Linked DNA regions of Homo sapiens: region 2 is linked to region 1. The links are chromatin loops, found by intact Hi-C in ENCODE. Cell type or tissue: A673. All regions are shown on one strand. Each heading gives the region's core, and the rest is flanking DNA. Links, peaks and the distances in the headings are about the cores only. Region 1 holds the start of ZMYM4 (zinc finger MYM-type containing 4). Region 2 overlaps ZMYM4 (zinc finger MYM-type containing 4).

Region 1 (4,398 bases), core at 198-4,197:
AGAGTGAGACTCTGTCTCAAAAAATAATAATAATAATAATAATGATACTCATATGGTATTAGGAACCAACAGTGTTCTAGGAGATTTAGAGATGTTAACTAATTTAATCCTCTTGGTGTCCCATTTTACAGATAAGGAAAGTGAGGCACAGGACAATTACCTTGACCAAGATCATATAGCTATACACAATACAAATCAAATGCATTTCTGTGGGACAGATTTGGTCACAAGGCCACCAATTTACAATGTCTACTTTACGATATTTCAAATAAGTCAGAAAGAACAAGGCTTTGAATTCTGACTTGGCCTCTGTGCTGAATGATCTTGGACTAGTCACTTAAGCTCTGTGAATCCTTCTATAAAATTATGATTAACTTTTCAGTGCTCACTAAATGGTTTTCTCTTGTCTTATTCCTCCATATGGATGACTGCCCTGAACATTCATGTTATGCTTGTATATTATCTGAAATGCACAAATCCCACCTATTATTCGAGACCTAACACATTGCTAATACCTCCAGAAACAGTCTGTGTAGGACAGAGCCCTGAGGATCAAGATGTCTGTTTCAGTCTTGATACTGTTACTAATCCTGTGTGTGATCTCAAGCAAATCATATCTTCTCTAAGCCTCAGAGGCTTCATCTTGAAAATGTGGAGTTAGACTAAACTAATAAGTTTAAACTGTGATCTGAGAAACTCAACATTTCTGTAATGATGGGAGGGGGCATGAAAGGAGAGAGAGTGCAAGGGTGAAGCTGGGTGAATAGACTAGTGGGTTCCCCACTTACACTCCCAACTTAGCAGCTCCACATTTTAAACCACCAGATTTTATTAGAAGGGAGTATTCCACTGCCAATAAAACAGGTGGAAACCACTACAAGTTTTATGTAGCCACATTCCCTGGAATTATCTTTTCTTGGCTCCTCTTTTCTTTCTTGTCCTGGACATGGAACTAAAGGGAACATGTTTTTAAAATTCTGGCTGAAATGAACATATTTCTTTGTCCTTCTTTCTTCTCTCCTACCGAGGAGTGAAATTAAAGACAGTGCTAAAGGCATAAGCAAGGCCAGTATGGAAACTTCCAGCAATTTCACCAAAAGTTTTCAGCAAAATATTACAGATTAGAAAACATCTGTTTCAGAATAGCTACCAAGTGCTAAATAAAACAGAAAACAGAAGTTACATCTCATTATCCTGTGACTTCAGGAGTTATCATTCCCACTTGAATATGTCTTGTCATGGGAAATGACCTTCAGGAGGCATCTTCTTTGTATTTCTTACTATATGTCTCCCCACTGTCCCTGAACTATCATTATAAACTTAATTTTTTCTGCACCCAAAGCTTGTGGGAACTAGAATGAACAGAAGAGGAATGAATGAAGCCCTCATTCTTTTCAGCGATTTTCAGCTTAGGACCCAGTTTTGGAACAAGATAGACCCAAATCTACTTCCTGGTTTCCTGCTTAGAAATAAGATGCTTATCCTTTAAGGCAGATTGTCAAGCTCCTTCAATAGAGGTGAATGAGGACACCCATCATCTGCAAATCATTACATCTTCACAAGAGAATTATGATATTCTCCAAATACCATGAAACTTCAATTTTTAATCTTCTAGGGATATCAAATTAAACCAAATTTATCTCTCGCCTGAAGACAGCCTGGAGGACTGAGACTGTAATCTTGATTCCAACTCCACACCAGCCATTAGTTACATTGGGACAAATTCCTTCCCATGATCAGGCTGCAATTTTATCATTGGGAGCACTGGAGTAAATGGTTCCCTAAGATCCTTCTCCATTTTGATGTTCTAAGGATAAATTACTATTGAAGAAATTATTTCCAGTTGTTGGTTCAATCTTCAAAATCACCAAAAGCTTTGATTTTAAGGTGAGGTTATAGGAGTTGGCTCTTGATATTCTATGCCTTGTGCTTCAGAACAGGCAGTCGAAAGGGAGGAAAGTTGGTTTTCCTTGAGATGACTGTCTTGTTCCCTCATTGGTTTGGGATTCTTCATGTTCAGAGGTCCACTGAGAACTTCAGCTTACCATGACTTTCCCTCTTCAATGGTACCACTGTAGTCAGGTGTAAGATGGTGATGTGGAACCCTTCACTGACATTGCACCCAATTCTCCAGATTGTCTTTCCAGTAATTTCTTTCATTTCTCCTTCATCCCTGCGTCATGGTCCCTTTAAGGGAGCGGCCATAGTTGAGTGGTGGGAGCAGCTGCTGGCAGCAAAGAGACTTGCAGGATTTGGCCTACCCATGGCCACTTACCGCGCACGCTCAGGACCGGGGGCTTGGTGGGAAAGGAAGGAGGGACTTAGGGTGCGCCTGCGCATCAGGGGCGCGCGCAAGGGGCTGATTTGGTGATCCCTTTAAGAAACCGCAGGCGGAGGAATTTCTCTGAGAGAAAATAATCCTACTCACGGGGCCCCTTGGAGGCCATTAACCCCCCGAGTCCCGGCCCCCACCCCGTCCCCGGGCAGGCCCTCCCGCCCACGCGCGGACCCGTGGGATCTCAGAAGCTGCGGCCCGGCGCGCGGCATCCGCCCCCTCCCCACTCTCGGCGCAAGGCCCGGCCGGGTCCGGGGAAGCTGCCGCGAGGCGGCCGTGCCTGCAGTGTGGGCGGGGGCCGGGGGGCCGAGAGGTACCGCCGCCACCGCGCGGGGAGCCGCAGCGGTTCCGAGCGGGGCCCAACATGGCGGAGAGAGAGGTGGAGTCCGGCCCCCGAAAGAGGGTAGGTGAGGTGAGGCAGAACTCGGGCGGCGGGGGGCGGGGCGCGGCCCGGGGCCGGGAATGGGCCATACTCAGGTTCGTGGAGGGGTCGCCGAGGCCCAGTTAGGACAAGGTTGCGGGCAGGTCTGAGGCAGCCTTGGGTCCGGAGCGCGCTGGCGAGCGGTCCCTCGGCAGGTGGGACAAAGATTTGGTGCTGGGTGGGGGGGAGGGGAGGGGGCCGTTGTTTGCCTTCCTCCCCCCGACGTTCCCCAGCACTGGGGTGGGATATCTAGGCCCAGGGAGGGGAGGTGTCAGATTCTTAAGTGCATCTTTAGTGCATCTTTAGTACATCAGAGTCTGGAAGTTAACTGGGGAGAGGTCAGGTGGGGGTGGTGGTGGCGGGAATAAGTCGTGGAGGGGTCTCAGGAGAAATAACCGGAGGGTTCTTCAGTAACACCATCGCGAATTCATTTTCCTGCCTCCTTTCCCCTCCCCCCATAGCCGTTATCTAGACCAAAGTCGGGGTGGTGGTCTTACCTGTGAAGAAGTGGGATCGTTGGCATGTCCTGATTTAGGAGAAAGATTTTGGCTACTATGAATGTCATGTTCTAGCCTAGCCTCTTACTCGCAATTAGGGACTTGGAAGAATACGACAAGTTTTCTCATAACAGGGATGTACCCAATCAACCTGCAGAGGTGAAGCCAATTCTACATAGGAGTTGTTTGAATACCTTTTAAAGTTTGTCTGGAAACTTTCCTTATTTAATTCTGAGTGGTTTTTTTCAGATGGCGAACAATACTGTACTATCGATTGAGCAATATCCCTCACTTTTCTTTTACTTCCTCCCCGCTTAGCATGATAAGAAGTAAGTTTCCTTTTAGGAGTCTTCCTTTTGGGAATGGTTTCAGAAACGATCAATTAGCAAAAGGGCAAAAAATTACTACTTTATGAAGAATGCCCTTTCAGCTTAGCGTAAAATTAGTAATCTCGTAATGATGCTACAGCTGATGTTTTGAGTGCTTACTGTGTGCCTGGCACTGAGCTAAGACCTTTATGTGAAGAATTTAACTTCATAGTAACTCCTCCTAGAACCTATTTGCAGATGAGGAAATTTAGGTGTTGAGGGCTTAAGTAATTTACTTAGATCACACAGCTAGTTGCAAGGTTGAGGTAGGATTTGAATCCAGGTTTGTCCCAACTATAGTGCCTGTGTGGGATGCCACAGAGGAGTTTCTTTAATCTGTGTTTCTCTCCTTAAAAGCTTAAATTGTAAATGACCAAAGAAGTGTCAAGTATTATTTTTTCCAACAATTTATTAGGAAAATATTTTGAACTATCCGTCAATATTATAAAACTTACGGGGAGCAGTCATACACCCAACCGCCTAGATCCTACTGTTAACATTGCATTCCGGACATGCACAGCGGCTCACGCCTGTAATCCCAGCACTTTGGGAGGCCGAGGCGGCAGGATCACTTGAGGCCAGGAGTTCGAGACCAGCCTGGCCAACATGGTGAAACCCCGTCTCTACTAAAAATACAAAAAATTAACCCGGCGTGGTGGCGGGTGCCTGTAATCCCAGCTATTCGGGAGGCTGAGGCAGGGGAATCGCTTGAACCTGGGAGGCGGTGGTAGCAGGGAGGCGGTGGTAGCAGTGAGCCGAGATCGTGCTACTGCACTC
Region 2 (4,398 bases), core at 309-4,308, 100 kb after region 1:
CTTTTTGTAAATGAACATTAAAAATAGCTGCAAATTGAAACAAAGTGGGAAAATACTTTTAAATGGTGTTTTTTTCATAAATTACTGGAGTAAATATAATTAAGAACATTTTTTGGGGAGGAAAACAACCTGTCATTATGTATCAAGAACCTTTACTATGTACCTTTTTACCTAGTAGTTCCACTTCAGGAATTCTTTTCTTAGGAGATAATCCTAAATATGGGAGTATGAATATTCACAGAGATATTCATCGTGGCATTACTGATTGTACTGAATATGCGGAAACATTAAATGGACCAACATTGTGTTGTGGTTATAAAATCTTGGTGCCATTGGAGCCGGAGGCAGAAGGAAAAAATCAGTAATACTGATTTGGTATTTATTTAAAAATTTGATATTTTGCTCTTCATGGACCTTGCATAAATTTGATTTTTAAAAATACTGTGTTAAAATATTATCTTCATTACTGAGGTTTTTGGTGCCCCCTTAATTTTGTACCTGAGGCATGTGCCTCACTCACCTCATCCCAGTCACATCTCTGTGTAATGTGTTATGTTTCTTAAATAATACATATTTGTATTTTCAAACTTGAGTAATGTGCCGACAACTCCCCATCACAAAAAAAGGAGATATATCTGAGATACTCCAGAATTCCAAGAATAAGTGATCTTGCAGAGTTTTTGCATGTTTCAATATGATAAACAATATATTAAAATAAAAGTTAAATCTATTATGTAATGATTTTAGAATGCAATTGTATAATTGTAAAAAGCAAACAGCACTGAAAGGTTGTAGTAGAACTCAGTTATATGGTGGTTACTCATGACTTAAAATACGTGTATATGCACATAGAAATCATTGAAATAAAAACAAAATTTAAACAGCATTCTTTTAGAATTTTCAGACTATGTAGACCTCAGGGATTCTTGGACTTCAGTTTTAGAAACACTGGTATATTTAGCCATTAGAAGTAATTTTGGAGTAATATATACTAATATACAAACGTTCAAATGATTCAAATGAGCAAAAAATCAGTTTATAAGAATGGTATATTTAATATAATTACAACTTATTAAGAAATAAAACCTCTGCATTGAGGAGGGGAAAAGACTGGAAAGAAATATACCCAAAGAATAACAGTGATTGTTTTGGGGTGATTAAAATATGATTAAATTTTTTCTTATTTTTATTTATCTAAATTTTCTATAGTGATTGTGTATTACTTTTATAATAAACAGTAACTTATAATACTTTAATAAAAATAAAATTAAAGATTTTTCAAAAATAATAAATACTTAGTGTCACAGACTAAGTAGATACTTTCATTTTTTTCTGTCTTACACTCCTAGCATATACATATTTTACCTATATTTAATTATAGTTTGCTTGCTGTTTTGTACTTTATTATTTCTTACTAATGTTTTAAACATTTTCCACCTCTATATAGTGGTAGTAAAATGTCTTGAATGTCTGGATGTCTTTAGGTATTTATTCTTTTCTCTATGTATTTATTTATTTTTTTCTTCTTTAAAGGAGTATAGTCATGGCCAACAGCAAAAAACTCAAGAGGGGGAACTGAAAATTAGTGCTGTGTTTTCAGTCAGTGGCAGCCCTCTTGGTAAGAAACAGACCTGAATAAATGGATTGTGTATGTTCTGACCAATATGAATGAGAAGAAATTCTGCTTGTATTAATAAACCAGGCAGCTCTCTCTACCCACTTAGGATGCCTTTAAATTGTATATTGCATAATTACTGTTGGGTTTCAAGACTAGTTCTAGAAGAGAAAGAAAGAATGTCTACTTAAAATTCATGGTAAAAAGTAAAACATTTTTTTCTTTCAATTTTTTTTTTTTTTTTTTTTTTTTTTTTTAAAGCTCCACAGTTGACTACTGGCTTTCAGCCCTCACTGGCGTCATCTGGCATGAATAAAATGCTTCCTTCAGTTCCAGCCACAGCTGTTCGAGTTTCCTGTTCTGGTTGTAAAAAAATCCTCCAGAAGGGGCAAACTGCTTATCAGAGGAAAGGGTCTACTCAGCTATTCTGCTCCACACTGTGCCTCACTGGATATACAGTTCCACCTGCCCGCCCACCGCCTCCTCTCACCAAGAAAACTTGTTCAAGTTGCTCAAAGTATAGCAGAATTCTAAATTATCTTTTTTGTTTCTTTCCTTTCTCTTAACATACTTTGTTCTTAGGTCATGTATTACATTTGATATTCTACATTTATTCCTTTTTTTTTTTTTTTTTTTTTTGAGAAATACCACATTATTTTCTGTCTGCTTTCAGTTGTTGCTTTTCAGTCTTCCAGGTGCTAGGTGCTCAGCTTGTTTTTTAGCTTTCAATAATGTTACTTTTATGTATTGTTTTTGAAACCAGCTCTCCCATCCTTGTTAGTTGAAGTGCCTGATATAACAAAAAGTGCACATTTAGGGATATTGTATTACAGCAGTATTTTATAACTATAGGCAATAGATATTTAAATCCAACAAATATTTTAAGTTATATTTCCTGTTATGTAATTTGAATTTCTTTAATACTTTTCTTCTTAACCTTAAATGGCTTCCAGTGTGTGTGTGTGTGTGTGTGTGTGTGTGTGTGTGTGTGTGTGTGCGCACATTTATTTATTTATTTATTTTGAGACGGAGTCTCGCTCTGTTGCCCAGGCTGGAGTGCAGTGGTGTGATCTCGGCTCACTGCAAGCTCCGCCTCCCGGGTTCATGCCATTCTCCTGCCTCGGCCTCCTGAGTAGCTGGGACTACAGGTGCCCGCCACCATGCCCAGCTAATTTTTTCTATGTTTTAGTAGAGACGGGCTTTCTCTGTGTTAGCCAGGATGGTCTCGATCTCCTGACCTCGTGATCTGCCTGCCTCAGCCTCCCAAAGTGCTGGGATTACAGGTGTGAGCTACCGCGCTTGGCCTATATTTTTATTTTCTCAATGTCTCTGAACTACCACATTGTGTCCATTGGAATGTTTAATAACAAAAAAGGGGTATGATCTTATGACTGTAATAAGGTCATCCTGATATATTTGAGGAATACACAATAACTTTGACTAATTTTATGATTGTTAGAAACAGTTTAAGTCAGAAAAAGAGGAATAATGCTCTTGTTCTGAAACACTCTATCAGGCTACTCAAACCATGATTCATTTATTACTTTAGGCGGTAATGTTTATAGTTCCTCACACAGATGCTGCACTTTGTCTGCCCGGAGAGGAGAAAAAGATACTCCTCCTCCTAGTTCAGTTAGATAAGAGATGTTTAAAAGAAATTTAAATATGGTTAGAAGTTTTTCTGGAAGTTACTGATATGCACATCGTTTATGCTTCATTTTTTTGAAATGACCGACAGGGTAAATTTTGGTTATATTTGAGGCAGCTTAAATATATACTGTAATTTATATATACAAATGTAGATTAGACTTCAGTTTTCTTTGGAATCTCTATTTTTATTGTAAAATTGCCGCTATTTAAAAGAACAATAGAAACTTCTGCAACTTTTTGTTTTGGGACTATCTTTCAAGCTAATTACACATTCTTTTGAATAGCTTCTGTGCTATCAAATTTTTATCTCCTGAGTGCTTATTTACTGTTCACATGTGGCTAAAAGCCATTTAGAACCATGTATATTGATTAAAGTGCAGATTAAGATATTTTATATCAATTTTTGTTCAAAAATGAAATTTGATTATATAAGATTGGTGCTTTTGTGACTTTCAATGCCTTTTGTGAAGGAATTTATAAAAGGGAATTTAAAAAATATATCTTTGAGTTATGTTGTCATTGTTAGAATAATAATTATACCAGGGCTATTTTGAGTGATAGATTTTGGCTTATTTCTTTAAAAATTTATTTCATTAGAACATAAACCATGAGGAAGTAGTTGGGAAAGGTGTCAGGGAATGTTGGTTAAAGGATACAAAATTTTTTAGTTAGAAAGAATTGAAGATGTATTGTACAATATGGTGACTGTAGTTAATGATACATTGTATTCTTGAAAAATGGTGAGAATAGATATAAAATGTTCTCACCACAAAAATGGTAACCAAGGAAAGCATATATTAATTAGCTAGATTTAGGCATCGCACAGTGTGTATGTGTATACACACACAGACACACACACACAGGTTGAGTGTCTCTTACCTTCAATGCTTGGGACCAGAGGTGTTTCAGATTTTGGATTTTTAAAAAGGTTTTGGGATATTTGCATTATATCTACTAACTGATTGAGCATTTCTAATCTGAAAATCTGAAATTTAATGCTCCAATGAGCATTTCCTTTAAACATCATGTTGGCGCTCAAAAAGTTTCAGATACTGGGAGCATTTTGGATTTCTGGATTAGGGATACTCAGCCTGTTCTTTAAAATATGATGTTGTGGCTGGGCGTGGTGGCTT

What was found. Peaks named below come from ENCODE experiments on the same cell type or tissue, not always from the same donor. Only the 100,000 strongest peaks of a DNase experiment are listed, where the experiment ranks them.
Region 2: a loop joins it to region 1, with 6 times the contacts of the local background. A loop is called at or near these places in 2 of 110 quality-filtered maps.

The regions. Positions count from the first base shown.
Region 1 is chr1:35,266,348-35,270,745 of GRCh38, forward strand. ZMYM4 (zinc finger MYM-type containing 4) reads left to right here and starts at 2,362. Exons shown (of 30, transcript NM_005095.3): 1 at 2,362-2,738. The coding sequence starts at 2,700. RefSeq lists enhancers at 2,052-2,111, 2,132-2,191 and silencers at 2,322-2,681, 2,752-2,881. In A673, for the core only: no CTCF peak of the experiment used is centred there; a DNase peak (open chromatin) is centred at 2,314; H3K4me3 peaks cover 2,219 bases; H3K27ac peaks cover 1,915 bases.
Region 2 is chr1:35,368,496-35,372,893 of GRCh38, forward strand. It overlaps ZMYM4 (zinc finger MYM-type containing 4), which reads left to right. Exons shown (of 30, transcript NM_005095.3): 6 at 1,534-1,618; 7 at 1,877-2,132. Among named protein-coding and RNA genes, the nearest start is that of ZMYM4-AS1, 4.6 kb to the left of the region's middle. In A673, for the core only: no CTCF peak of the experiment used is centred there; a DNase peak (open chromatin) is centred at 1,956; H3K4me3 peaks cover 275 bases; H3K27ac peaks cover 1,180 bases.